Regions from separate parts of the Homo sapiens genome. Here region 2 is linked to region 1. A link is a loop called in an ENCODE intact Hi-C map of the cell type or tissue named here. Cell type or tissue: gastrocnemius medialis. All regions are shown on one strand.

The links. A loop is a pair of places that touch in the nucleus more often than their neighbours do. Peaks named below come from ENCODE experiments on the same cell type or tissue, not always from the same donor. Only the 100,000 strongest peaks of a DNase experiment are listed, where the experiment ranks them.
Region 2: it touches region 1 in a loop (2.3-fold over the local background); 3 of 110 quality-filtered maps call a loop at or near these places.

Annotation. Positions count from the first base shown.
Region 1 is chr2:223,458,102-223,460,601 of GRCh38, reverse strand. No RefSeq gene overlaps it. Among named protein-coding and RNA genes, the nearest start is that of SCG2, 140 kb to the left of the region's middle. In gastrocnemius medialis, a CTCF peak has its summit at 1,084 (motif pointing left); no DNase peak of the experiment used is centred here.
Region 2 is chr2:223,584,508-223,587,007 of GRCh38, reverse strand. No RefSeq gene overlaps it. Among named protein-coding and RNA genes, the nearest start is that of SCG2, 17 kb to the left of the region's middle. In gastrocnemius medialis, no CTCF peak of the experiment used is centred here; a DNase peak (open chromatin) is centred at 1,159.

The DNA of each region.
Region 1 (2,500 bases):
AGGAAATAATGCATGCATAACAATTCTACTTCTTTAGATTAAAAACAAGCTATTCCTCTCCTTTTGAACCACTTAAAAATTGCCTATAATCTAATGTGATTCAATAAATCTATAAAGCTTGTGTGCTCCCAGTAGCAATTGAGATAAAGCAGCAAGTGTGGCTGCCATTGGGGTCAGTTGGCAGCACCTGGTTGCCATGGTCACGGGCTCTTTAAAAATGGAGCAAATACTTAATGAAACACTATATCCTTCTCCTCAGCACTAGTCATTTATAGTATTCAAATATTTACAGGTATAGCAGACTCACTGAGTTTCAAAAATATAAAAATGGTCCTGCTTCCTAAAAAGCATATATTTGCTACTAGCAGTAAAAAGGACTTAAATAAATCAAATTCTTGCTTTTGACAAGCAGATGCTAAAAGAAAACTAAAATATCATCTTCTAGGACTTGATTTTAGTTTACCTTCAGAGATCATTCACTTCCCTACCAAAAGATTGACTTCATTTTTTAAAATTAGTTATGGATTACATCCATTTGGTGAATAAGGGTCCTACGATCTTTCTCTCTGCTTATTTACACTTAATATTAGTGACTATTAACATTAAATATAGATGTATTTTATGTCACCACAGATGGAGATTTCCATTTGAGATATCTTAGACTTTCAAATGACTTAGCAAACATCAAGCAGCCAATCGTTTTTCTCCAAAGATCCTTCTGCTGTGCTTTGACTCAGAGAGCCTAGAAAATTCTGAAGTGATGCTTCATTAGAAAAGTGTGGTAAATTCCAGAGGCGTACATGAGGAAAATGTAATTCTCTAGGTAGATTTATTTTTCTCTTTTCATTGGGGAAAGTTGTGAGGAGGTAATAAATTGGAGAACAAATTTGTGGTTGATTGAAGTTTCTCTGCTGCTTTCTGAGACAACTAGAATAGCTCAATGTAAACACACATTCCAACATTTATCCCAGGCAAAAATTATATATTTTAATACTGAAATTAGGAGAACAGTCGTTACTTTGTAGTCTATTGGTCTCTAGATGACAGGAAAAGATGAGCTCCCTCTGGTGGTGAATTTAACAATAATAATAAACAAATGTTATTGTTTAATAACTAAAAGACCTGATTGAATTTAAAGGATCATTCGGTTGTCAGCAAGAGGCATCCTCCAAATTACCATTTTAGATTCTTTCCCAGGCTCTGGTTGAGGGAAATAGGTCAACACAGAATATTTATCCTTTTATTTGGCTAGAGTCATCTGGGATTTGAAGTAAAAAGGTGACTCAAAAATCCAGGGGTAAATGTTTTGTCATCTAGTGCCTCTCTCTCATTCACTCACTCTCTCATTGAGTGTCCCATATGGGGAAATACAGGAATCTTGTGGGCTGAAGCTGCAATGCTGAGAAACTGACCTATTCTCCACCATCATTGTAGTTTATGGTGAATTGGCATATCCTTCTTGTCTTTGTGGTAGTTGGAGGAGGGATTCGTTGGTATTAACTTTTCTTCCGTTATGTGCAGCAAGCAGGATTTTACCCTGTTCTCTTGACTTTGTATAAAGGCGTAAAATTGTATACATTATATAGTTTTGCTGTTATAGAAGGAGGTTCTGGAATGGAGTAGAGAAAAACAAATGTGATCAGTCTGCTTTGTATACCATCTCTCCGCATTTTAATTAAAAAAGTATTTTTATACAGAATTGCAAAGAGGCTTAGATGTGATACATACTTTATATTTGGCTTTAAAAAATATGAAATTGGAACATCGAATAGAGGCTACCTTATAAAGTAATTATCTATAGTAAGTCCTTCCTCTGGGCAGCAGCTTTCCTTTTTAGTTCTAAATTTAAAGCCTTGAATGCAGGTTTTATCACTCAGTTTTCACATATATAAAATAACTAGAATGAAGACTATGAATTCACAATTACTCAAGAATCTATTCTTCTTTACAGCTTCTTGGGTTAAATTTTTTAATTTATTCATTAATGTAGTTATTAAAATAAAAGTTTTTAGGCTATCATTGAAAGGAAAGAGTAAAAATTTTAAGGCACCAATATTTTTGTGAAAATTAAATTTCAATGAGGAGTATATATTACTTTGCAGCATGATTGTGCATACATGAAGCATTCAATAAATGATCTTCATTTTTTAAAAATTCTAACAGCAAAAACATTCTGGCTACCACGATGTTTCTTTCTCAAAATAATATTCTTGAAGTTACAGTTTGATCCTGTCAAAATAAGACAAACAAATAAAAAACACCTGTCTTTCATATTATTATGACTTGAAGACTTAAAGTCGATTCCATCAAACTAAGACAGACATATAAGGAATCATATTCTGTCAGAATTATGGGAAAAAGATAAAGTCCTTTTGATGAGAATTGAAATGTGGTTTTCCTTTTTTTTCCTGTCAGAGTAAGGAAAAGACTGAGAGGCATATAATTTGAAATTTCTATATATCATACCATATATATCAGAAAGGTAAACCATCAGGGCTTG
Region 2 (2,500 bases), 130 kb before region 1:
GAAGTCCTCACACATGTCTTACTGGGTGAGTTCGGCCCACTACATAACAATTTAAATTTTCTCATGTTGATTGGCATGTCAATTCCTGCATCCCAGCTCAAAAAGCATTCAGATTTTCATTCCAAAAACTTCTCTGATCTGATGCATTGGAGCTTTTAAAGAATATATTTTGGGGATAATAAAAAAGTGCAAGAGTAAAATCCTGGTTTTCCTATTTACCTGACAGGCATGGGATCTAGCTGGGTCTAAGGTGAGAATTATATTTACCTTTCAGGGCTGTTGTAAGGATTTATTGACAATGTGTGTGAAGTGGCTTTACAGTCCCTGGAACAAAGTGTTGTCAAATATAAGGTAAATTTGTCCAATCAATTAGCCAACAACTACTGCTAATCATTTGCACTATGTAAATCTTAATATTAGGCATTAAATAGGGAGAGAGCTATAAGGCATGCATATAATGGTTTCCCCATAAATAGACCACATTGTGAAAGCACTTTTGTTCCATTTACAAACAGGATTATTTCTCATGCTGCAGCTATTTTGGGAAAGTGGTTTGTAATGAAGCAACAAGTTCTGATTCCATCTGTCATGGGATACAATTTAACTGGGGCCATTTCACGGGAATTGGAATGTTTAGAAGCCCGTGGGTGGTATGAACCAACACTTCAGGTTTATTTTAAGTTTAAAAATCCCAATTTATGCTAAAATTATCCCATATGGACAGGGGAAACAGATGAGATCAAGTTTCATTTTGATATGATTTTCCTATCTACCTACTGCCCAAATTCCATTATTTTTAAAAAGAAATGAATTTGCAATGAGATAATGAAGATTTTTTTTTATTTGTTCTCTACTGCCCTTAGCTGATACGGTGATAAACTAACCCCTATACATTTAACATGGATATTTAATAATCCTGATAGTTTTAAAATACAACATATATTTTGAAAGAAACAAAAAAATCATTGCTTTCTGTTCTTCCCATTCGTAGGCATTGCACAGTGAACTGATGAAAAAGTAAATAAAACAGAAGCCCCACCCTACCTCTTTAGTGATAATCTCATAATTCAATTCATTCTGAACCAACAGGTTGCTATGGTAGCAGGCGACTCAGGGTTACAACATTGAACCATTCGTTCTACAATGTGACATCAGTGCAGTGCAGGAGGCGCTTCAAAATTCATGGCAGTGGTGAGAGCAATTTTGTGCTTTAAACTGCAGGCTCCCTGCATCTTTAAGAAAATAAAAATAACAAGGTGGCAATGACAGCCTGAGCCTCTTTAATAATTTAGCAGCTTTTCCAGGGTGCCAAGTGCAGTAAGCTGTGATCTGTGCTTTTTATTTACTGAGTTTAAGACTTGATCCCAGTAAGACTCATATTATTAAAGAAAAGCTACATGCAACAAAAAATGAACAAGAAGGGCTTCTAATTACGTGTTCTAGGTTTCTATTCATTTCCAGTCAGAGAGAAGCTAACGGTTTAATTTTTTTAAATGTGTATGTTCAGACACACTGAAACTGTGTTATAACTAGAACCCTTGGAACACAGAATTCAGTATGAAATGTTCACTTTTGCATCTATTCATTATGTGAAAAATGCCTTCCTAATATAAGGTAATATATACGTAAATATCACATATACATAATATATGATACATAATATGTGAAGATATTATAAATATATATTATGCACATGTGCATAATATATGTATACTAAAAGGCATTTTTGATATAACAAAGTCATATGAAGTACTCCACATGTATTAATATTACTTATACACCTATGTAAATATATATGATCATTTAGCCTCGCTATTTAAAGTCCTAAGTTTAATAATTGCTAATACCGTCTAATATACCCTCCCTGTTTTCTCCCATATAGAGTTATTATCTCTCCTTTACCCAATTGAAATCCTAACCTTTTCTGTGGATGCAGCTATAACCACAAAATTAAAGAAAAATAGCTAAGCCAATAGGTCAGCCTGATTTCATAAGTGCACAGTTTATTCTTATTTGCTATGACTTGGAGCATCTTGGGACTGGGCTGCATTAGGATTAGAGATGTGTAGGGTCTAGTCCATTCTGAAACTTGATGTATCTCCAAGGAGATGCTCCAATTGGGGAACTCAGGGGAGGAAGCATGTTCTACCAGGATGTTTTGTGCCTCAATGACTTGGCATATTTCATTCCTTCCACCTGCATGATCCTCCACTCTTATTTTTCTGCCAAGCTTTTTTGTTCATTTTTAAGATATGACTTGTGAACTCTTTTCCCACATTGCTTCCTGTTCCAAACACCCTGCCTTTTACAGCCTAGTTAATAGAAAAAAAAAAGAAACAATGAAATCTTTTCCTTCTTTACAGTAACTACTCCAACTGCACTTACCATATTCTATTGCAATTGTCTGTGTATATGTAACTCTAGGATAAAACATTGAGCTCTTTGAGAACATGCAACATGTAGTGAAGAACTAAGTAACTTTTTGTTTTGTTTTGGCATG